Linked DNA regions of Homo sapiens: all the other regions are linked to region 1. Evidence: chromatin contacts called from ENCODE Hi-C or POLR2A ChIA-PET data. All regions are on one chromosome and are shown on one strand. The core of a region is the stretch at or near the end of the contact, and the rest is flanking DNA. Distances in the headings are between cores, read along the strand shown.

Evidence for each region. Hi-C counts contacts between places; a loop is a spot of excess contacts on that map. ChIA-PET counts read pairs that join two places held with the same protein, here RNA polymerase II (POLR2A). Pooled maps may share reads with other maps.
Region 2: a loop to region 1 is called in a map of B cell, with 38 times the contacts of the local background. The contact joins the promoter of LINC00938 here to the promoter of RPAP3-DT in region 1. A Hi-C loop is called at or near these places in 4 of 168 maps with a recorded cell type or tissue (B cell, CD8-positive, alpha-beta T cell and naive thymus-derived CD4-positive, alpha-beta T cell), 1 of 37 single-sample maps with no recorded cell type and 13 of 50 pooled maps.
Region 3: a pooled map shows a loop between it and region 1 (2.9-fold over the local background). The contact joins the promoter of ARF3 here to the promoter of RPAP3-DT in region 1. A Hi-C loop is called at or near these places in 2 of 50 pooled maps. POLR2A ChIA-PET finds 5 or more read pairs at or near these places in 2 of 52 experiments (HEK293 and HepG2).
Region 4: a map of CD8-positive, alpha-beta T cell shows a loop between it and region 1 (11-fold over the local background). The contact joins the promoter of CCNT1 here to the promoter of RPAP3-DT in region 1. A Hi-C loop is called at or near these places in 3 of 168 maps with a recorded cell type or tissue (CD8-positive, alpha-beta T cell, naive thymus-derived CD4-positive, alpha-beta T cell and natural killer cell), 1 of 37 single-sample maps with no recorded cell type and 9 of 50 pooled maps. POLR2A ChIA-PET finds 5 or more read pairs at or near these places in 1 of 52 experiments (activated B cell).

What each region holds. Positions count from the first base shown.
Region 1 is chr12:47,703,587-47,709,616 of GRCh38, reverse strand. RPAP3-DT (RPAP3 divergent transcript) reads right to left here and starts at 3,529. Exons shown (of 4, transcript NR_183480.1): 1 at 3,454-3,529. It overlaps RPAP3 (RNA polymerase II associated protein 3), which reads left to right and starts at 3,587. Exons shown (of 17, transcript NM_024604.3): 1 at 3,587-3,665. RefSeq lists enhancers at 3,276-3,425, 3,357-3,651, 3,372-3,871, 3,872-4,373 and silencers at 3,566-3,645, 3,716-4,005, 4,036-4,125.
Region 2 is chr12:45,724,472-45,730,501 of GRCh38, reverse strand. It overlaps LINC00938 (long intergenic non-protein coding RNA 938), which reads left to right and starts at 2,581. Exons shown (of 1, transcript NR_028408.1): 1 at 2,581-4,782. It overlaps ARID2 (AT-rich interaction domain 2), which reads right to left and starts at 796. Exons shown (of 21, transcript NM_152641.4): 1 at 574-796; 2 at 365-458. The coding sequence starts at 665. RefSeq lists silencers at 346-585, 1,096-1,515 and enhancers at 2,028-2,990, 2,566-3,285, 2,991-3,953.
Region 3 is chr12:48,955,143-48,961,172 of GRCh38, reverse strand. It overlaps ARF3 (ARF GTPase 3), which reads left to right and starts at 3,686. Exons shown (of 5, transcript NM_001659.3): 1 at 3,686-3,863. It overlaps LOC124903110 (small nucleolar RNA U13), which reads left to right and starts at 337; the gene lies at 337-435. RefSeq lists a silencer at 1,041-1,250 and enhancers at 4,359-4,438, 4,494-5,489.
Region 4 is chr12:48,714,401-48,720,430 of GRCh38, reverse strand. CCNT1 (cyclin T1) reads left to right here and starts at 3,724. Exons shown (of 9, transcript NM_001240.4): 1 at 3,724-3,916; 2 at 5,907-5,988. The coding sequence starts at 3,756. RefSeq lists enhancers at 2,970-3,209, 2,609-3,609, 3,680-3,959.

The DNA.
Region 1 (6,030 bases), core at 2,280-4,779:
TGGTATCTGGGTGAAGTCTCTGTTGACTCACTAAGTCTCTCTAGCCAAGAGGGGAAGAGAATTCTGTAATATGAAGAGTGGAAGGATCATTGCATACAGATAGTGAGGCGGCCGGTGGGGGGGTGGTAAATGGAGATTGGTGGTCCCCATCCCCAATAACCAGTCCCCTTTATCAAATACACAGGAGTATAAGGACATTTCTGGATGTAGCTTCTGTGGTTGCAGAGGTTGACCACACTGGGGGAAGAGGAGATGCTAAAGAGATACAGAAAAAGACTTCTTATCTGTAAACAGATTACTCAAGCCACAATGCTAGAAAACGGTCAGGTATGAAGAGATACCTCGGGCAAGTTTATAGCCTGCAGATAGATGAAACAGGGCCTTGTCCTGCCCTTTCCCAGAGATGTTCACAGTCAATAGGCAAGACAGTGAGTCAGTAGAGCACAGGGGTAACAGGTACAGGCTCTGAAGTCATGTTGCCCAGGTACCTAGCCAGGCTCTGTTGCTTACTGGCCATATGAGCAAATTTCTTAATTATTCAGATTGTTTCCTCACCAGTCAAATGGGGATAATATTACCATTGTTGTGAGATAAGGAATGTGAAATAACATGCTAGTCTTTCTTATAGTAATTATTGTCTCACTTATTATACAGATTTAATTTTATACTGGGAGAGGCAATTTACTATCCCTGCTATCAGCCTTAACCTTCACCTACTGGTGCCCAGTACTTGTGCTCTTCATAGGCCTCTTCAGAGGTCTTCCAGGTAGTCCAGTAGGAGACAGAAAGACAGAAATGCAGGAGAGAGTACTGTATTCCAGGGTCTGGGCCTTAGCTTTGCAGGAGAGAAAGGTAAGAACTAACATTTGTTAAGCTGTTACCATGTCCCAAGCTGTGCTAAGTAGTCCTTTTATATTCATTTTCTCACTCTGGTGGGTATTTTTATCTTCACCACTTTAATTTTACCTAGACAACTGAGGATCAGATTAAGCCACATTCTTAGTCAGTAGCAGAATCAGGATTGCAAAATTCAACCCTTTTCCTCATGTTGTAGTGAGCCTGGATTTCTAGTAGTATCTACTCACTTATTCATTCATTATTTTTTAAAGAATATTTATTAAGACCCCTGACAGAGGCTGCTGGTTACCCCTCAGTATCTGCTCTCCTCTTCTTCCTTATTCACTGAAGTCTCAGTTTTTAGGTACACAAATGACTGTCAAGAGTACAGACTCTTGACCTCCCTTGCAACCAGAAGTAGGCGTGTGTCTATGTCCTCACCAATGGCATGCAAAAGGAAGTATTCTTAATGGGCAGGGGGTACCGTTATTCCCACTCTTGCCCTTTTCTGCCGACTGGATTTCAGACAAGATCGTGGGAGCTTGAGCAGCCAGCTTGAACCATGAATGAAAGCCATATGCTGAAGATCACAGAGCAGCCAGGAAGGAGCCTGGGTCTCACACCGAAACTGTCACACTAATCCTGGATTGCTTATATTCAGTTTTACATGAAAGAAAAATAATCTTTCATGTTTAAGCCACTCTTATTTTGGGCTTTCTGTCACATGCAACCAAACTTAACATAGTATCTCCATAACAGGAAGTCCCAAGGTTCATTTTCTTCCTAAAGTTACTTAGCTAATACTTCCTTTCTTAAGATTTACATTAACTGTCAGACTCTTTAACTATTTGAAAGAGCCCAATAATTGTTTTGGATATTAAAATTAATAGCATTTACAATCATTAATTGCAGCATTTTATTGTTGCAATAATAAACACTCCTGTTTATTTCCACTGACCATTACAACTGCAACACATAAAACACATAAAGAGGTTTGTCTCTTTGAAAATAACTCTTCAGGTATTAATGATAAGTTCAATTGAGATGACTGGAGTAAATGAATAAAAGAGACTTAAAAGAAAGGCATTATTTACACATTTTGTTGAAATCCATTTAAAGATAACTGCCAATAGAAGTGGGGAGGTCTGCAAGGAATCTAGGAAAGAACTTAAGGTGGCCTAGGTCTGAGCTCACAGGAGAGAAGGCTGCCATTGCAGGCACAGGTTTTGTGGGACAGCAGGAGCCTCAGAATTAGGTGATGATGACCATCAAAACCATTTGATTAACTTTTCTCACTTTGACTCTATATTCACTAAGCTACTTCTGATTATTGTATGGTTTGAGAGAGAAAAAGAGAGAGAAAAGCAGGGTCACCTAAGGGTCTATGAGGTTTTACTAGAGCAGCCAGCTAGCCCCCTTATCTCTCTTCTCAATCAACTCTGTCAGAATTAATAAAACAAATGTGGTTGCTTTTGTTAAAAACACCAGTAAATCAATATTTGCTTTTAAATACTTAATAAAAAAATTATTAAAAGTCAGTTCTCTATCTCCCTAATACAACCAAAGAATCATTTCATTAGTAAATATTTTGACGTACACTTAATGATTTGACTACTATGATTTTAAAATATAAAGATACCAATAATTAAGCAATGGGAAGGATGTGCTAATGATATGACCTTGTAAGACAGCACTCCAGCCTAGTTCTTCATTGATCAGCGCCTGGGTTAGTGGCTTCCAGCTTCAAATGCACAGCCGTATCCTATGCTTTAAAAAATTCTGATTGGCTTCACTCAAGACTAGTTACATCAGAATCTCTGGGATAGGACACAGAAATCAGTATACACACACACACACACACACACACACACACACACACACACACAGACACAAACACACACACACACACACGTGTATATGTATATACTCCCTAAGTGATTCCAAAGCTCAGTCAAGACTGAGAACCACCGATCTGGATTTTGAGGATATTTGAGGTTACAGTCCTGTTTTAAATGGAAAGTTTCATTTGTTTGTGTTTGCTTCTGTGGACTTCTGCAATTATTTTTGTTTTGCTTTCGTTTAAGAGTTGTCATTGCAACGAAGACTCCCTCACACGGGAAGCAGAAGCAAAAAGTGTTAAAAGTTTCGTTCTTTTTTCTCTGTAAGCCAGAGCATATCTAAAGACAGATTGTAACACTGGCACATGTCAAAGAAAGACTCAGAGATAGATTCACTTAGAAAAGGGGTTTACTTGCAAAAGATGCGAGGAGTTAGACGGAAGGACTAGTTTGCCAACCAGTACTTAAAGGGAAAAAAAAATCCCCTAAAATTACCAGGATTACCGGTTGACAGTAGTCTGTTCATGGTGGAAAAACAGTAACTTTCTCACATGGTTATTATACTCACAAAGGTCAGACAAATTAATGTCACAAAGGTCAGAGATTAGCAAGGTAAATATTAGGGATTAAACTGTTTAAGGGAGTCCAGGGAAATATTCAAGGTTTTATTGTTTTGGAGATCAGAAAATCAGGATGATCCTGCAGTTTTTGGGTTATCTCCTTTTAAGCTTAGTCATATTGGAAGCAGGCAGAAGGCTCAGATATTGCTTTTACATACCCTCAAGCCACCAAGCTGGTTCCATCCTGAGAAGGAAGTCACGAAGCTGACTTCTGCGCGCGCTCAAGCCCAGGCTAAAGGGGGCGGGGCGAGGCCGCGGGGGCTTGTGGGGAAGCGCAGGAGGCGGGGCTTTGCGTGAGTCACTGCCGGGCTCGGCGTGAGTCGCTGCGGGGCTGACGGGGTGGCAGTGCGGCGGGTTACGGCCTGGTCAGGTGAGCGGGCGTTGCGGTTCTCGCTGCCCGGAGCAGCGTAGGAGATCCTTGGGGTGGCCGGTGGGAGGAGGGGTAGCGGTTATGGGTACCGGTGAGGCGGGGCGGGCCGGGGCTGGCGGTGGAGGCGCGCGTTGAGGCGGCGCGTCGGTGTCCAGGGCAGCGGCGTCTCGGGTCGCGCGTTCCCGGAGGGGCTCGCCCCCGCAACCCGGGCCTGCGCGCTCTGCTTTGCAGGCGGACCCTCCACCCTGCTGCGATTTTGCAGTGCTCGGGAAGGCAGAGCCGCCCTCCCGCAAAGACCGAGGTGGGGCCCGCCCCCTTGCGGCGTGGGTGTGCGGTGTTCGCCGGGACAGCGGGTGTGAAAGTGATACCCCCAGCGCTGGAAGTTTTTGATTGCTGGCTCGCACCCCCGCCCCATCGCAGGGTCCCTGGGAGAGTTTTTGGGCCTGCTCGAGCAGCAGCGGTGATGGGTGAAATGGAAAAGCATCTAACCCCCGTCAGCATCTCACTGACTTGTTGCGCTTTTATTCATTTATTTGAGTTCCCAACAAAGCGTTGTACTAGTTTTGTTTTTGAATGAGTTGTGCATATATGGTCAAACATGGACACTGCCTGAAAGAAGCTTAAACCTAATTTAGTTGTTGAGGCTACGAGTCAGAAGACCTATCTGCATCTGCAACTGTCCCTTCTTAGTGAGGTATTTTTCACTGTCCTAAACAAATGTTTTTCTAATTCCGTCTCTCTCCCTCCCACCTTACTTCTCTTCCCTCCGCCTAAAGCTTTGACTCTTCTCCTACCTTTTTGGAGATTTTGCCCCATCACTCATCCTTTTTCCTGTATCTTTTACTTTGTTGCTTTTTCCCCAGACTATGCTCAAGAACAAGTCTTATATTATCAAAGGCAAATGTACTGTAATCTCCATATAATCTCATTTACGTAACTCATTTCATTCCCCCCCCTCCTTTTTTTTTGGTCCCAGGCTGGAGTGTAGTGGGCCCGTCACCGCCCACTGTGGCCTCGATCTCCCGATCCTCCCACCTCAGCCTCCTGAGTAGCTGGAACTATAGGCACCCTCCACCACGCCTGGCTAATTTTTGTGTTTTTAGTAGAGATGGGGATCTCGAAGTGTTGCCCAGGCTGATCTAGGAACTCCTGAGCCCAAGCTATTCCCCCTGCCCCCCAACCTCTGCCTCCCAAAGTGCCGGGATTACAGGCATGAGCCACCTGCGGTTGGCCTTCCACCCTTTAAAAAAAATCTTATTGAAACTCTAAATAGAGGTCAGGCGCGGTGGCTCATGCCTATAATCCCAGCACTTTGGGAGGCCGAGGTGGGCGGATCACTTGAGGTCAGGAGTTCGAGACCAGCCTGGCCAACGTGGTGAAACCCCGTCTCTACTAAAAAAAAAAAAAATACAAAAATTAGCCGGGCGTGGTGGCCTGCACCTGTAATCCCAGCTGCTCGGGAGGCTGAGGCAGGAGAATCACTTGAACCTAGGAGGTGGAGGTTGCAGTGAGCTGAGTTTGCGCCACTGCACTCCAGCCTGGGCGACAGAGCAAGACTCTGTCTCAAGAAAAAAAACAAAAACTCTGAATAGTCTTTTTATGACTAAATATAATGCACTTTCTTTCCCTCTGTGGCATTTGGCACTGCTAACCTCTCACTTTCTTCAACTCATTTTTTGTCATCTGTAACAGTACACTCTAGGTTTTTCTCCCAACTGTCTAGGTGCTACTGCCTACTTTTTTCTTCCTTGGCATCTCTTTCTCCGTTTAGTGTTCTCCAGGTTCACCCCATTCCCCAGTTGTCACAATGGTTAAACATGGCCACATCCTTGATTCTAGCTTCTACCTTTCTGCTAGTGACACCGGAATTTATCTCTATTCCTACATAGCTACCTATGGGGTATCTCTTCGCCCCATTAGCACTCAAATTCAGCATATCCCAAACAAATAATCTGACTTTCCGTTTGCCCTCCAACTTTGATGCCTCTTTTCCTTTTAACATTGTATTTCTTGACTCAAAATGGCATCAGTAATCTTACCGGGGTCCCAAGCCAGAAATCTAGGCCACTGTTTGAGTCTTTCTCTGTTCTCCAACACCTCAGTCTAGTCAGTCATCAAGTTCTTTTTATTTTACTACCTTGATATTTTCACATAACTTTCAGAATATAGGTTAGACCTCATGGCCTGCCATTTCAAGTCTGTCCCATGTCCACCTCTTTAATTTTCTTTTCCTTCATTCTCCCTCATAATTCCTCACTCTGCCTGCCCACTCCTCCCTGTTAGTCACTTGGCGGGCCCCTTTGAAATCCAGCTAAAGTTCCAACACCTCTGGGGACTCCTTCCGTGACACCACCACCCTACTATC
Region 2 (6,030 bases), core at 1,332-3,831, 2.0 Mb after region 1:
CTCGCGAGCGAGCGGGCGGGCGGCGCGGGAGCGGGGCGGGCGCGGGGCTCAGGCTGGCGCCCCGCACGCCCGCATTCCCCGCCGCGGCGCTCAGACCCCGCCGGCCCGACCGGGCACCGGGCAGGGCGCGAGCCGGCGCCGGGCCGCCCGCCCGCCGGAGCCCCGCGCCCGCCGCGCGCACGCGAGCCACCAGGCCAAAAACAGCCCCGCCGCCGTCCGCCTCCGTGCCACCGGCTGGGAGCGAAAAGAACGCCTTTTGCCCCCGCGGGCCACCCCCCCAGCCCCAAGCGCCCACTCCGGGGTCAAAGGAGACTTTTTGGAGGAGGCCAGCGAGAGGGAAATACAAATTAAAACTTCCACTCACCTTCGCGAATCCGCCTAAAGTAGTGACTCTGGTGTAGAGACCGTGAAGATCCAGCTCCTTCCCACCCACCGCAGGGATTTTTTTAAAAGGCGACCTGCGGGAGAGAAAAAGCCCCGCACTTGTCAGCCGGGACCCCGTGCCCGGCCCGGGCGGGAGAGCCCCGTTCGCCCCGGCTCGCCCCGGCGCTGCCCCCCCGGTTCTGCTCTCACCCTCTGCTGTGGTGGAACTGCCGCAGCTCGTCCAGGAAAGCGAGTCCCTTTCTCCGCTCGTCCGGAGGCGCCTTCCCCGTCGAGTTTGCCATTATTTTTTCAAAGGAGGTTTTTAAAAAACCCAGATCGGTGTTTTAAAAGCGCCCCCCGCTCCCAGCGCTTCCTACCAGAGCCCGGAGCCCATTCCTCGGCCGGCGGCGGCGGGGCTCAGTCATGGGCCGGCGGTGGCGGCGGCGGCGGCGGCGGCGGCGGCGGCGGCGGCGCAGGGAGGGAGGGAGGGAGGGGGAGGAGGAGGAGGAGGGGAAGGAGGGAGCAGGAGGCCAGGGGGAGAGGAGGGAAGGAGGGAGGGGAATTTCTAAAAAAGTTTAAAGAAATCGGAGCGAAACTAGAAGGGCAGGCGACTGCCGGATCCGCGCGAAGCCGCGGGGCGAGCGCGGCCCCCACCCCTTCCTTCCCTCCCTCCCCGTGGCCCGGCTCTCGCCCGCCTCTCAGCGCCGCCGGCTGAGGCAGCTCAGCCCGGGGACGCGATTCAACATGGTGCTGCTGCCGGGGGCGCGCGAGCGGGCGACGGGCAAGGCGAGCCGATGGTGAGGGGTCTGGGCGGCCAGAGGCCCAAGAGTTTCGGCGGCGGCGGCGGCGGGGCTAGGGCAGGCGGGGCTGGGGGTGGGGAGGGGGAGGTCTGTGTGGTGGTTTGTGGAAAGCGCGGTGACAGCGTGTATTTCGGCCCCGGCTCCGCGGGGCCCTCGCACACATTCACGCGCGGCCTCGGCCGCTGAGGCCGGGGCGTCCCCGGGCAGAAGCACCGGCGGCAGCTGAGCCGCTGCGCGCCGCCCGCCTGCTTCCCTCCCCGCCAGCCTCCCTCTCTGCCGCCGCCACGGCCTGGCAGCCAGTGCCACACAGCGACCCCCGAGGGCTGGCCGCGGCACTGCGCCTGGCTCCACACCGCCCCGGCAGATCCTCGCGGGGAACAATAGACTCGACTCGCCGGGCTTAGGGTTCGTCTGCAATGTGCCGCACATTTCACACGCACACAAAGCCGGCGGAAAGGGGGGCGGTGCGGGGAAACGGCCACTACCGGTTGTTCCAGGGTTAGGGGTGGAGGCGATGTTCGCGTCCCCGGCCCGGCTGTTGGAAGGGCCGCCTCGGAGTCCCCGCCCGCCCGACAGAACCGGTGTGGCGCTCTGAAGGGAAAGGAAGCTCACCGGGGTAGCCCCTCACGCTACGCAACATTCACAGATCGGAATAAAGTCAATTTGTTACCTTCTGTTTTTGTAAAATCTAAAGGAATCGGCTTTTATGAGCCGTATGCTAGTATTTTGGGGCCTGGTTAGCACATTTTCTATGAATTATCCACACGCTAACTTTAGCAAACTATACGTTAAATACAATGTGAACTGTCTGTCCTAGTTCTGTGGAAATAGAGTAATGCTCTTAATTCATCTTGCCGCTGGTTGGCTTCACATATCAAACTGGAGTATTCTATGAGCAAAGTTATGCAAACTAACTAAACTGGTTGGGAAGCAATCTATCGAACTTCGACAATAATAATTAAGGTTTACATTTTTATAGTAAGGTCTCTTCAAGATTGCTGCGTTTAAAATAAATACCGAATAAAACGTTTTTCCTTGCTTTCAAATGTCTTAAATGTAATCCTCGTTTAAAATATTTTGAAGGTTAAAAAAACCCTTTGCTTAAATGAGTCAAAACATCTCAACAAATACTACCACCTAAATTTGCATTTACGAGGGGTGTTGGAGCCGGCTCTTTGCTACAAATGTTAATTAAGATTACAGTACGTGAAACGTATTATTATTCCCATTTTAGTGACGGCCACCACGGGCAAAGTCACTGCCTAACCCAAGGTCACAGGGTAGTAGGGGTCTGGATGGGTTATTTCAGGTAGTCGTTCCAATGGGAACATTGCTTTGGAGGTGAAAAATTATGTAATATAGTGCAGCTTGCTTCCGGTGCTCACTCTAGGAAACGGACTTATTTCCCAACTAAAGTTTGTCTCTTAAGTGGGGTCGGAATAAGGTTGTGGCTAGGAAGATCCTGACAACCCAGGGCCAGTGAGTGTCTCGGAAGCCTGTGAGGGGCGGAGACCCGGCCCGGGGAGGTGGAGAAGCTCGCCGGCCGCGGAAGACTAGGGGTGAGGCTGCTGCGAGGAAGACCCGGTCAGCTGTCCCTTCCCCCATCGGTCCTCTTAGGGGAAGTGGAGATGTGGGCCTCGGAGCTGCGTGGCCCGGGCTGTGCGGATTCCCTAAACGCCGCACTTGCGCACAGCCCCTTACGTAACCGTCAGTGCCGGGGATTCCCTGGAGGGGGTCATTCTATTCAACCATTATACACACCCCGGGCTCCTGCCGCCGCGCCGCCGCCGCCTCACAAAATGGCGGCGCCCATAGAGGAGACCGCGGCCGCCTCCCCGGCCCCATTTTGTGGGAGGCGAGAGATCTGTCAACATGGAAAACCTCTGCTGAGGATGCATCCGAGTTTGGAAACCCCACTTAAGGGATGGAGCCTGGGGGATCACATTAAACGGAAAATGCCAACGACTTCTACCACCTCTACGCGTTTTTAGTTTTTCATTTTCTCGAAGGAAGCGCCAGAAGCCTGTGGAGTAATTGTAACTAGAGGGAGAACGGAAAGCTGAGGTGACTGCTCCGGGGACTTGGCGCGGCGCCTTGGTGGCTTTGGTTGCTCTTCCACGCTCCCGGCAGCTGACCAGAATCTCTTGGAGGGTCTCCTGGGCCACCTCGGCCGCGCCAGTCGTGCAGTGAGACTTCTGTAGTTTTAAAATGCCACAGTCCACGGCCCGGTCGGCACCGCTCGCCTGAATCGTGGGCTTTGGGAACCTTGGAGGCTGCTGCTCCAGGAACTCGCGGTCGGCCGGGAGCCGGGGAGCTTCGTTGCTGGGAGCGGGCGGTATTCGCGGACTCCGGCGGCCCTGGCGGGTCGCGGCCGGGATCCGAGCCGGGGATGACGATGCTGATGGAGCTGATGGGGCAAGAGTGGGAACGGAGGCACGTACACTGAAATTTAAGTCATCCAAGTTGGGACTTAAGATAGCAGGTTAATATTGTCTCAGGCGAGACTTAGAACGTCTTTTCTGGTATCCCAGTCTGCAGTGGGCAAATCTATTGTCTTTATTTCTCATTTAAGGGCAGAATGGAGGGATGACATATTTTTACTTTTCAAGAGGCGGTTGCCACTTTTAAGTCACTGTTGTGTGTGTGTGTGTACATACACAAACATACGATAGTGTGTTTTCAGAGCAAGTATCAAAGGCTAAAGACTTGGAGTGATACTAGTGTTTAAAAGCCTTTTTAAAAAAATTAAGATGTGATGAGAAACTGGAGAATTGACTTTTAAAAATTTCTTTTCTGTAGAAGAGGCTATCTTCAAAATGGAGTCCTAAAGTATATCTGATGGATAGAATTTAAATTCTTAACACTGTATATACCCTGTGGTCAAAAGCATCAACGTAAAACTTGATGTTTATCAGATTACTTATGTTTCAATTTTCCTGTGGTTAGAAAAATTAAGACAGAAGTAAGCTATTAACGGTATTTGCTTGTAAGAGTAACGTTAAAGGTTTAAGGAAAGGTTTGTTGAAATCGATATGCATCACACGAATCATTTATTTTCAATGTTGTTTTCCAGTTGCAGCAATCATTTGTGTTTACATGACTTTGAAAAAGGGTTTAGTTTATGTTGATTTTGACCCTCTTATTTAATCTCTAGTGCAGAAGTGCAGCTTTCTGCAGGCTGCGCCTCAATCGCTAAGTTCCACTCTCCATCCTCTGCCGCGCTACTCCTGGCATGTGGATCACCAAGATACAATTTCTGGTCCTGTCTGTTCTTATTGATGTCCTTTACAGTTAATAAATTTGATTGCCACTAATCAGTCTGTATCTCTTGCAAAAACACCACATTTAGCATCCAAGTAGAGTCAGAGTATGTTTTTTATGAGATTGTACTAAAGTAACCTTCTATTACATTTCTTATTACCATATTGCATTTCCTATAGTGGGCAGCATAGAGCAGGTGGATCCTGACAAAGTAATGTTAGAGATGTGCTGACAGCTTTACAATAGATATTCTCCAACTAATTTGACAAGATATAAAATAAAATGTAGTTCGTAGTTTTCAAGCATTAATGGAAAGTGTTCCTATTAAAAAATTACCAATAACAGTGGAAATTGTTGCAATCCAATTTGTATAGTTTACTGTTTTGATGACAAAGCGCTTATGATGGGAAAAATGTAGTGTTGCTTTTGTAACTGCAAACGCTGCACGCCGTAATTAGAGGTTTATGTTATTTTATTTGAATTTTTCATTCTTACCATCAGTTTTCATATTAGTCAGGAAATTGTGATAAATTAAAAATTCCCTCATTCAACTAAACCTTAAAAAACTGTACCCAGTTTCAAATCAAGCATTATCAGGTGTATGATTACAACAGCTGAAATAAATTGAGGAATTGGTATGCCAACTCAGTGGAGAAATTTTGGGATTTTAGGTCACTCTAAGATTTAAAAAAATAGTTTGATTCGTTAAACAAGGCTATTGAAGTTAAATTGATATTTCCTTAAAGATGATTTTAGAGAAAAATTCCTTGGCGAGCTTCGAGAATGCGTTCATGGCTTCTGTTGCCTGTACCTACTGCTATACTTTTTTATGTGGACTAATTTGTCTTATTTGAAAATTTGATTACAATATCAAATCCTAGATGAAGCCCTTCCATTCTTAGGGTGATTCTAAGGAGTACTGATAACTAAGCTCTTAAAAGGCGAGGAAATAGTTTATTCTACTGCAGATTAGGGTAATCTTAATACAGACACTCTGATGGTAATTCTAAGCAGTGTTGATAACTAAGCTTTTAAAAGATAAGGAAATAGTTTATTCTACTTCAGAGTAGGGTAATTTTAATGCCCTGAATATACTCTGAATCTTTTATAGATAGATTTCTGGATGATTTGGCCCAAAAAATCTGATAAGCTTTGGGGAATTTTTTAATTTTTTTTTCTCTTAAAGAGAAATCAGAAATGTGGGATTTTTTTAAAAATTTATTTTCAGTAGATATTGGAGATTATGCTTTGTACATTAAATCCAGTTTGATTTTTAAGTGATAATTTTCAATTAAAGACTTTTTAATAAGACAACTAAAAAATTAAATTTTAGTCAATTACAATAATATTTTTTGGAGAAGCATTCCCAGATGTGCTTTTGACGGGGAGTTGATTTCATTAGTTGTTTGGGTTGTTTAATCCAGAATTTTTAAAACTGTTATGGGTTTAATTTGCTACATTTGTCCATTCTTATTCATTTCATCTGTTTTGATCACTGAAAAGTTGTCTAAAAACTGTGCTCATTATACACAGTTTATAGTATTTTAATACTTTGTTTATAGTATTTAATAGCTTCTGAAAACTTTAAGAGAACATACTAAACCAA
Region 3 (6,030 bases), core at 2,437-4,936, 1.3 Mb before region 1:
CCCATTAATCAGTCCTGACTGACATACCATGGTACCTGCTGCTTACTACATTAGACTGTCACCATTTCCATCTTTCTATTGCACTGGGGATAAAACCTTGAGAAGATCTGAAGCACTGGGCAGGAATATCAACAGGTTCCACCTCCTTGTCTGAGTTCCACAGGCATGTGCACGTGGTAAGGGCACTAGGGAGGTTTTATAAATCATAGTTTTGGTGGACAGCATGGTGGGATAACCTGGTGGAGTGTTACTAGAAATTTCTAGAGAAATAAATGAAAGAGTAATCACATGGAAATATCAAAAAACCCACTCTAGGAGTAATAATACTGGAGGAAGATCCTTTTGTAGTTCATAAGCATAATGACTGGGTGCTTACACACATGTGAGATGTGCCACCCTCAAACCTTGTTACATTGGCACACTATCCATTTGACATGAACAACAACAACAAAATACTGGAGGTGTCTTTTGTCCTTAAAAACACAGAGCTGGGCTAGGCACGGTGGCTCATGCCTGTAATCCCAACACTTTGGGACGCCTAGATGGGAGGACTGCTTGAGCTCAAGAGTTTGGCCTGGGCAACATGGCAAAACCCTGTCTCTACAAATAGCATAAAAATTAGCTGGGTGACTGGGCATGGTGGCTCACGCCTGTAATCCCAGCACTTTGGGAGGCTGAGGCAGGTGGATCACCTGAGGTCAGGAGTTCAAGACCAGCCTGACCAACACAGTGAAACCCTGTCTCTACTAAAAATATAAAAATTAGCCGGGCGTGGTGGCACATGCCTATAATCCCAGCTACTTGGGAGGCTAAGACAGGAGAGTCACCCGAACACAGGAGGCAGAGGTTGCAGTGAGCGGAGATTGTGCCATTGCACTCCAGCCTGGGCAACAAGAGCGAAACTGTCTCAAAAAAAAAAAAAAAAATTAGCCAGGCATGGTGGCGTGCACCTGTAGTCCCAGCTACTTGGGAGGCTGAGGTGGTAAGGATCACTTGAGCCCAGGAGGTTGAGGCTGCAGTGAGCCGATTGCGCCACTACACTCCAGCCTCAGCAACACAGCAAGACCCAGTTTCTTTTTTTTTCTTTCTTCTTTTTTTTTTTTTTGAGACGGAGTCTTGCTCTATCGCCCCGGCTGGAGTGCAGTGGCGCGATCTCGGCTCACTGCAAGCTCCAACTCCCGGGTTCACGCCATTCTCCTGACTCAGCCTCAGGAGTAGTTGGGACTATAGGCGCCTGCCACCACGCCTGCCTAATTTTTTGTATTTTTAGTAGAGACGGGGTTTCACCGTGTTAGCCAGGATGTTCTCGATCTCCTGACCTCGTGACTCGTGATCCGCCTGCCTCGGCCTCCCAAAGTGCTAGGATTACAGGCTTGAGCCACCGCTCCCGGCCAAGATCCAGTTTCAAAAACAGAAAAAAAAAAAAAAGCAAGAAACAAACAAACAAAACCACCAACAAAAACACACCCGACAGAACTACCCAGCACAGTGGCACATGTCTATAATCCCAGCTATTCATGAGGCTGAGACAGGAGGATCACTTGAACCCAGGAATTCAAGACTGAAGTGTGCTATGATCGCTCCTGTGAATAGCCACTGCACTCCAGCCTGGGCAACATAGTGAGACCCCGTATCTTAAAAAAACACAGAGATGTGGCTCACGCCTGTAATCCCAGCACTTTGGGAGGCTGAGGCAGGCAGATCACGAGGTCAGGAGATTGAGATCATCCTGGCTAACACAGTGAAACCCTGTCTCTACTAAAAAAACAAAAAATTGGCCGGGCATGGTGGCACACACCTGTAGTCCCAGCTACTCGCGAGGCTGAGGCAGGAGAATCGCTTGAACCTGGGAGGCGGAGGTTGCAGTGAGCTGAGATTGCACCACTGCACTCCAGCCTGGGTGACAGAGCGAGACTCCATCTCAAAAACAAACAAACAAACAAACAAACAAACACACACACAAAAACAAAAACAACCCACAGAGATTAGCAGGGCAGCAGCCCTTAATAGCAGTGCCCAGGACAGATATAATTCCTTGTTATAAACAGGTTCCTTGTCATCCATCTCATCCCTTACCATCTTAAATTAAGGTCCCCTTAGCTTGACATTCTAGGGTCATGTTATCAGGTTAACATAAGAGAGAGAACAGACTGGGTTAAGGGACTGTAAGTGCATACACCAGGGATTGATGAGGACAAGGAGATCGACATATATGGCACCTACCAGCTTTTTTTTTTTTTTTCTTTGAGACAAAGTCTTACTCTGTCGCCCAGGCTGGAGTGCAGTGGTACGATCTTGGCTCACTGCAACTTCCGCCTCCCAGGTTCAAGCGATTCTCTGGCCTCAGTTCAAGTAGCTGGGATTACAGGTATGTGCCACCATGCCCGGCTAATTTTTGTATTTTCTGGTAGAGACAGGGTTTCACCATATTGGCCAGGATGGTCTCAAACTCCTGACCTTAAGTGATCTGCCCACTTCAGCCTGCCAAAGTGCTGGGATTACAAGTGTGAACACAGGGCCTGGCCCCAGCTTAGTTCTTCTTGGAAGCAAGGAAACAAACAAACAAAATCAACCAAGGCAATAAATTCATAAGAGCAACAATTTGGGCTCAAGCCTTAGGGAAGAGCCATGTGTTCATTCCCTTATACTGCTGTAAATGAGGAGAGAGGGCACTTAGAGAACCTTCTATTGGCCGGGCGCGGTGGCTCACGCCTGTAATCCCAGCTACTCAGGAGGCTGAGGCAGGAGAATCGCTTGAACCCGGGAGGCAGAGGTTGCAGTGAGCCAAGATGGTGCCATTGCACTCCAGCCTGGGCGACAGAGTGAGACTCTTGTCTCAAAAAAAAAAAAAAAAAAAGGAACCTTCTGTTCTTAGCATTACTAGTGCCCTTCTATCACAGCTATTTTTGTTTCAAGGCAGTTCTGCATGTCTAGACCAGGTGCAAAACGGAGTGTGAGGGAAGTAGGAGTGGGTAGGAAGCAAGAAATATGGGTGCAAAGTCCTTCACCTTTCCTTGGGATACTAAAATCCCTACTCATCTAGGCACACTTCCTCAAACCACACTTCTGAATATTAGGTTTCCACTCTCCGTCTTTCAAGTTCCAACTTAACTGGCTCAGAGTCCAGCTGTTTTCCTTTAGCCTCTTAAGTTCATCACTCTCCTTCCTCTTCCTTATGGGAAAGGATCTCTTGATTCAGACCCCACAGTAATCTAGTCTCAGGAATAGTGAGCAACAACAATGGTGCGGTGAGGGCTTTCAGGGGATGGCAGCTAGCCCAGATTAAGAAATAAAGATGAAGTCTGGCTGGGTAAGGCATGCCACAGCAACGACTGTTCACCCATATCCCGATGCTGGCTTTGCCCAAGGAGCCCCTGGGCCCCGCAGCCCAGCCCGTCTCCTACGCAGCCAACTTGCCGCCTCAGTCCTTAAATTCCAGGCACAACCCTGGAGCTTGGGATTGTCACCTCAGTCCTCACTGTCTCATCCCCATTCACGGCTCCCGCCTCCGCCGCCCACAGCCCCCACACCTGCCCCCGCCCTGACTCCAGCTCCAGCGCCCGGCCGCCGGTGCTGCAGCCGCTGCCATGGTGATGGGTCTCGCGAGAACTGCCGCTAGCTACCGCGCAGCTATCGCGCGATCGGGGAGGTGGGAAGTATCCCGGGCTGGGGGTGGGGGTACGCCGCACAGCTCCAGTCGCCGTCGCGGCTTCCGGTGCTAGGTGGAGGGAAGGAAGGAGGGAGCCGGGGAGTGGGCCAGGGCAGCAGCCGGGCTGAAGTCGGCTTGGGGAGCCAGAGGGAGCGGAGCGGAACCTGCGGGGCAGAGGCGGCGGCCGCAGCGGCGCAGCTGATAGCAGGAACAGGTGAGAGGCTGGGAAGGGAAGGCGGGTCCCGGTAGAGAAGAGGCTCGGTCAGGGTGAGGGCTGAGGAGATAGAGCGCCTCCCGGGCCCCGCCCGGCACTGCTTGGCGTGGGGCGGTGGGATTCTTCCCACCCGAGAGCTCAGAGAGGGTGCGTCGGGCCAGCTTCACGCCTGCCCCCGCATTTGAAGGACGCAGAGCTGGGGTGGGGGTGGGGGGCGCACACGGATTTGTCCTCCGCCTCGCTCAAGGGGGCGACCTGGGCTGCAGTTAGGTTGTCGCCTGCAGGAGGTGTGCTGTTGAGGGAGAGGAAAACCGTCCGAGGAGAGGTGATGAGGGGGCGGTGATGGCTGTTTGTATCTTTTCTGTTAAAGGGCTAGGGAATGCTGCTTTCTTCTACTCCCTCTCCCTCCCCCACCTTAGCAATAGGAGACGGGAGAGAAGCCTTGCTGTGGTTACACCCCCTCCCCCATCATAGGGCAGGGGTGCGTAGGGGGGTTGGGGGTTAGCCAACAGGGCAGGCTGCTGGGGCACCACATGGGCGCTATTGTGGTAGAGGTTGCGCTTTCGAGTCTAGGGAACCGCAGGTTGGGAAGAGGGCAGCAAGTGGGGAGAGGGTGGAGAGGAGGCAGGAGAAGGAGGAGGGGGATCTGATCTTCCTGGGAGAAGAGAGGTGGGGCCTTCCTCCCCAGGCGGAGCGGGGGCGGTCTCACAGGAGGAGGGAGCATCTTGTCACTGGCCCTCAGTTTGTGTCTTCCAATCCGCTTTCTTTCTTTAGGAAGTACCAGGATTCCCGGAACAGAAAATGGAGCCATTGCTTACGCGAATCGTTTGAGGGAAGGGGCGGGAGTTGGGGAGGTGGAGTTCCCTGTTAAAACGGGCCACTTGATTAGCAAAGTGGTAGCTGTTATTTTGGGGGAATTCCCGTCTTGATTGCATTAAGGCGGGTCTCCATCTTTCCAGGCCAGGAGGAATGTGGTGGTGGAGGTGGAGGATTGTGGTATGTGGTCAGGAGTGAGAAGAAATAGTAAGGCCGTCCCGGTGAGGGAGAAATGTAACCTAAAACCTGTCTCTGCTGTTGTTGGATTGGGTCACCCCTGGTCTATGGCATGAAAGTTTTATTGGGAGGAGATCTGCTGCAAGAGTCTGATTGCTTGGGTCAGTGCAACAGGACAGAATCTAGTCGCTGCATACCTCCTTCCCTGTCCTCAATCAGGTAGGTAGTAACAGTCTTTGCTGCTATTTTGTCTTGGGCTTGTTGTTGGGGTAGGTGTTTCCACTTGCCGTGACTTGGGACATGGGACAGTGTTATGGGACAGTGGATTATCATAGCCCATTGGACTTGAGTTTGAAAAACATGTCTGTAAAAGTTCATTCTAAGAAAGAAACTAATCCATTAAGGTTCAGCTTTTCACCGAATGAATGATTGACCTTGGATTCAGCCAGGAAAGGCTCCCATGTATCACATATTCACATGCGTCCTGTTTCCCAGCATAGAATTATTACCTTGCATAGTTAGAATTTTTATAGTTGTCTATCTTGCTTTTCCAAAGAGACTAGACGCTTTTCGACTGCAGGAACTGGATTTCGTCTCCTCTTCCACAATGCCCATGCAAACAGTAGGTACCCATGATGAATTTAGAATGTAAATAGATAGAACTCAACAAGCTTTCTAACTGTAGTTTAAGGAAAGGGCAAGAGATGGCTTGGCTGTCAGCAGAAGTGCCTGGAAATAGCTTAGCAAGGGTACAAAGACCCTTAGCCTTTGTAATTAAGAAGTTTTTGTGTCTCTGCCTTCCTAAGAGGCACAGAATAGGCATAGATAATGGAAACTTAAGACCCAAAAAGAAAAATATTACTAGAACACAGAGTCATTATCTGCAGTCCCAGATTTCCTGCTTCCCCATTGTGGGCAAAGGGGTCTCTCCATCAGACCTAAGTCTTTCAAAGTGTTATATATGAATTGGGATCCTGGAGAGTTTGGAGGAGGGACCAATATATGTATATGTGTGGTGTCAGGTACAGAATTGGTACCAGTGAATGGTAGCTGCTATTATTATACTGAATGCAAGTATAAAGGAGAGCAGACTGGAAAGAGTGGAAGTGAGTGAAATACTAAGTGCACAAAGAGTCATATTGTAGTGTGTGTTCACCCTACTCTTTTACACTAG
Region 4 (6,030 bases), core at 2,475-4,974, 1.0 Mb before region 1:
AAATGTCTCCAGGGCATGTCAGAGGCCTTCATGGCAGCCCCTCCCATCACAGGCCCAGAGGTCTAGGAGAAAATGGCTTCGTGGGCCAGGCCCAAGGTCCCCATGTGTGCTGTGTGCCACCTAGGGAGTTGGTGCCCTGCATCCCAGCCACTCCAGCCATGGCTGAAAGTGGCCAACACAGAGCTTGGGCTGTGATTTCAGAGGTGCAAGCCCCAAGCCTTGGCAGCTTCCACATGGTGTTGAGCCTGTGAGTGCACAGAAGTCAGGAATTGGGCTTTGGGAACCTCCGCCTAGATTTCAGAAGATGTATGGAAACATCTGGATGCCCAGGCAGAAGTTTGTTGCAGGGGCAGGGCACTCATGGAGAATCTCTGCTAGGGCAGTGTGGAAGAGAAATGTGGGGTTGGAGCCCCCACACAGAATCCCTACTGGGCCACTGCCTCATGGAGCTGTGAGAAGAGGGCCATGGTCCTCCGGATCCCAGAATGGTAGCTCCATTGACAGCTTGCACCATTTACCTGGAAAAGCCACAAACAGTCAATGCCAGCCTGGAAAGGGAGATAGGAGGGAGGCTGTACCCTTCAAAGCCACAGGGGCAGAGATGCCCAAGACCATGGGGACCCACCTCTTGGATCAGTGTGACCTGGATGTGAGACAGGGAGTCAAAGGGGATCATCTTGGAGTTTTAAGATTCGACTGCCCTGCTGGATTTCGGACTTGCATGGGGCCTGTAGCCCCTTTGTTTTGGCCAATTTCTCCCATTTGGCATGGTTGTATTTACCCAATGCCTGTACCACCATTGTATCTATGAAGTAACTAACTTGCTTTTGATTTTACAGGCTCATAGGTGGAAGGAACTTGCTTGTCTCGGATGAGACTTTGGACTGTGGACTTCTGAGTTAATGCTGAAATGAGTTGAGACTTTGGGGGACTGTGGGGAAGGCATGACTGTATTTTGAAATGTGAGGACATGAGATTTGGGAGGGGCTGGGGGCGGAATGATATGGTTTGGCACTGTGTCCCTACCCAAATCTCATCTTGAATTGCAACTCCCACAATTTCCACATATGGTAGGAGGAACCCGGTGGGAGGTGATTGAATTATGGGGGTGGGTCTTTCCTGTGCTGTTCTCATGATAGTGAATGAGTCTCATGAGATCTGATGGTTTTAAAAAAATGGGAGTTTGCCTGCACAAGCTCTCTGTTTGCCTGCTGTCATCCATGTAAGATGTCACTTGCTCCTCCTTGCCTTCCGCCATGATTGTGAGGCTTCCCCAGCCACGTGGAACTGTGAGTTCTCCATTAAACTTCTTTCCTTTGTAAATTGCCCAGTCTTGGGTTTGTCTTTATCAGCAGCGTGAAAATGGACTAACACAGCTGTTCAAAAGATAACATACATGACTACATAACTGAAAAAGTGCTTATTCTACTAAAAAATCTATTTTGTAAGTGCTTATTCTCTTAATAGTAAAGAGTCTGTGAGGGAAGAAATTTGAAATCCCAAGTTCTTTTACTTTATAACTAGAAGTAAGTCATTTAAATCTTCCTGAACCTCAATTTCTCCAGGGTAAAATGGAGCTAATACTAACTACAGGCAGTATATGGCAGAGGTGACCTGAATGGAAAGAAATACTTCTGAGAATGAATGACAATCAAGCATAGTAAGATCACCCATGCCTAGAAATGACAAAACCCAAAATATTATCAAAGCAAGATGAAGGATTCTAATATTATCCAAATCTATCTAAAATTACCCATATTTAATCAAGGTAAACTGAATATGGTTCCAGAAAAGCAGGAATACAGCTTGCGTGAATGGAAAGATCAATGGAATTAGATTTAAGATCTACACTTATTAGTGGTGTAGTGAGGGCAAACTCCCAAAGCCTCAGTTTCTGTATTGTGGGTGTTTTGCACATTTATCTGACAAAGATTTATGGACTATTTACTAGGGCCAGGGCTTTACTAGGTAAGTGCCATACAAAAATGAAGGCATTGCTCTTGCCTTCAATTTCAATACAATGTAACAAATATTATAACAATAAGGGCTACTGAATATTTTCTAAGTACTAGGTACTATTATAAATACTTTTTACTCATTAAATCTTTACTCCCTTTCACTATCTAAAACATAGGTATTATCACAGAAAAGAGGCATAGAGAAGTTAACTATCTTGCCCAGCACCAAACAGTTATCAGAGGCTGGAGCTGGGATGTATCTTTTTTTTTTTTTTTTTTTTTGAGAAGGAGTCTCGCAATGTTGCCCAGGCTGGAGTGCAGTGGCGCGATTTCGGCCCACTGCAACTTCTGCCTCCCGGGTTCAAATGATTCTCCTGCCTCAGCCTCCCGAGTAGCTGGGAGTACAGGCGTGCGCCACCACGCCTGGCTAATTTTTGTATTTTCAGTAGAGATGAGGTTTCACCATGTTGGCCAGGCTGGTCTCGAACTCCCGACTTCAGGTGATCCACCCGCCTTGGCCTCCCAAAGTGCTGGGATTATAGGCTTGAGCCACCGCGCCCGGCAAAGGAGCTGGGAAATATTTTGACAGAGGGCAAGAACTTGCTAATCTGTGCAAGTGAGGGGTAGTGGTGGAGGCTTTCCACACTCAAGGGGCAGTTTTAGTTCACCCATTCGCAAACGTACTTAAAAATTACCTCTTAGAGTTGTGCTGAATAAATGAAACAGTATATTTAAGTCAGTATTGTGCCTGGGACATGTAAGCTCTTAATTAATGTTATTAATTTCATTTTATTCCTTTAAGTTGGATCACTGGCGAACAACGTGAGAATGTTTTCATGCCTTTGGCTACACATTAAAGCGACCTCTCCAAATGGGTTGTCGCATTTTACATTGCTACCAACAATGTAACAGCCTTCTAGTTGCTTTATGCTCCGATATACGAAAGAGCCCCACCATTTGATTCTGTTTTTCAGTTTCTGACAGCCTCACCTACTTTCTCTTTCAAGTTCATCTGCCACATTTTTACTTATTTTATTTTTTTGAGACGGAGTCTCGCTTTCTCACCCAGGCTGGAGGCTGGGGTGCAGTGGCGTGATCTCGGCTCACTGCGATCTCCGCCTCCCGGGTTCAAGCGATTCTCCTGCCTCAGCTTCCCGAGTAGCTGGGACTACAGGCGCGCGACACCACGCCGGCTAATTTTGTATTTTTAGTAGAGACGGGGGTTTCACCATATTGGCCAGGCTGGTCTCGAACTCCTGACCTCGTGATCCGCCCGCTTCGGGCTCCCAAAGTGCTGGGATTACAGGCGTGAACCACCGCGCCCGGCCCATCTGCCCCATTTTACATCACCACTGCCGTCACAAACAAAGTTCTCGTAAGAACCGCCAAGCGGCGCGTGGGCGGCCGCCCCATCCCACTATAATTGCGGCCTCGCAGCCTGACCCGGGGCGCCAACGCTCAATCCGGTTCTCGCGGGAAGATACACGGTTTTTAAGAAAGAACTTCTAACCCCACTCCACCGCCCAACGGTCACGTGACGCGCCTGCGTCCTCGCCTCAAGGTTTTTTCTGGTCGCATATTGGCTGTTAACTCGGCTACGGGGTGTAGCGAGGTGCATTCCGGAAGTAGGTCCTTTGACTTTTGCTTCCTCTACGGAGGCAAGTAACAACCCGGCGGTCGACGCTTAGCGGAAGTTCGTCAAGTCGCAGTTGCCCCCGCACAGCGGATGTGGGTCGCCTCTTAGGTGACGCTGGGAAGTGCCTGCAGCCTTCGCCGCTGCCTTCTGGTTGAAGCACTATGGAGGGAGAGAGGAAGAACAACAACAAACGGTGGTATTTCACTCGAGAACAGCTGGAAAATAGCCCATCCCGTCGTTTTGGCGTGGACCCAGATAAAGAACTTTCTTATCGCCAGCAGGCGGCCAATCTGCTTCAGGACATGGGGCAGCGTCTTAACGTGTATCCTTGTGGCCTAGGCCTTCGGCCTTGGAGTTGGTCCCGCCATGCTCTGGCGTCCGGGTCTCAGGCTCTGTGGGGGGGACGAAAGTGGGGAAGAAGGTGGGCAGAAGCTGGATGTCTAGTTGGGAGAGCCCACGATGGGGCGGGCTGAAACTCAGTTAGCGCTAGGGAAGCGAGGCAGAGTTGATTTCCCGCTCGCTCACCCGTGCCGCCAGCCTTGCTGGGAATTCGTATCCTTCCCGGCTTTGTGTTTTAACCAGCCCTTCCAACTCTGTCTTCATTGTGTTCTGATCTGCTCTGGTGACGTTAAGATTCTCATTTTCCGCTGTGCCCTAGGGGTCTAGGTCTGGCAGAGGTTTCTCTGTTGACGGCTGCCTCCCAAACCTAGTGTGTAAATTTCGAGAAATTCAGTACCTGAAAGTGTTATAAAGGGTGGACTAGAATTAATGCCTCAGCCTTGGTCCAAAATCCATTCCTCATCTACTAGCTGTTTAAGTGACCTCTCAAATTTTTGGCCGTCTTGTCTATAAAATGGGATAATACCTCTTGTGTTTGATTCTGTGTCCAGCACAGTGCTTTGCATTCAGATGCTCAGTTAGTAGCTACTGTTTTATAGAATTTCAGAGGAAAGATGTTAGTTTACGTTTGTAGGGGATACCCACGAATCTAATGTTTTAAATAGTTTACAAAATACCGGGTCCTTAACTTACTTAGAGTGATGATATGTATTTCATTTTCAAAAATGAGGTAACGGCTGGATGCGGTGGCTCACGCCTGTAATCTCTGCACTTTGGGAGGCCGAGGCGGGTGGATCACCTGAGGTCAGGAGTTCGAGACCAGCCTGGCCAACATGATTAAACCCCTGTCTCTACTAAAAATACAAAAAATTACCCCGGCGTAGTGGCGGGCAGCTGTAATCCCAGCTAGTCAGGAGGCCGACGCAGGAAAATCGCTTGAACCCGGGAGGCGGAGGTTGCAGTTAGCCGAGATGGCGCCACTGCACTCCAGCTTGGGCAACAATAGTGAAACTCCGTCTCAGAAAAAAAAAATTAAAAAAAAAATGAGGTAACCTCTCCCACATATTTTTGTTTGTTAGGAAATACACTTATTTTATGGTGGAGAAAACTAGTATAGTTTTAAATTTCTTTCCACTCTGCGTGTGAAAATTTTCTTGGGTGCAGCTTCTATTTAAATGTGTGGCTGACAGTAATGTGTGTATCTTAAGGGTGTGTTCATCTCAAAATGGGTGTCTGTTTTATCGCCAGTTTGTTTCCTGCTGATGTCCAGGTTTGTTTCCTAAGCATCCTGTCAGTATGGAGTTAAATCTTTTTGTTCGAAATTCTATTTCAGTGCATCCTTAAAATGCTTTCCTTTTTGTATGTGTGTTGTCATTAAGGTTGTCAGCCAGGCGCGGTGGCTCGCGCCTGTAATACCAGCACTTTCGGAGGCCAAGGCAGGTCGATCAGTTGAGGCCAGGAGTTCAAGACCAGCCTGGCCAACATGGTGAAACCATGTCTCTACTAAAAATACAAAAAGTAGCCAGGTCTGTTGGTGGGCGCCTGTAATCTCAGCTACTGGGGAAGCTGAGGCAGGAGAATCGCTTGAATTTGGGAGGTAGAGGTTTCAGTGGGCCAAGATGGTGCCACCGCACTCCAGTGTGGGCGACAGAGTGTGAGCCACCGCGCCTGGCCGCCTTATATAGTTTTTAAAAAAATCTGTCTAGATTCATACATCCTGAGATGTTTGTTTATTCATTCAGTACATTTATATTAAATATTTGTTATGTGTAAGGCATTGTGCTAAGTGTCAGTTGGCGATTAATAATTTGGTGAAAGAAAACAGACATATTCTTTGATTTGGAGAGATAAGTATGATTTTCATTTAGTAGTATCTACTTGCTTGGCCATTTCATCCTTTTGGGAGGGAGATAGAGGTTATCTTTTCCAGAATTATACCTGCCTGTTTTTGGATCTTAACTTGAACACTTCAGCTCACAATTGACTATCAACACTGCTATAGTATACATGCATCGATTCTACATGATTCAGTCCTTCACACAGTTCCCTGGAAATGTAAGTATAATTTTTTTATATGATATAATCCTTTTGTGATTG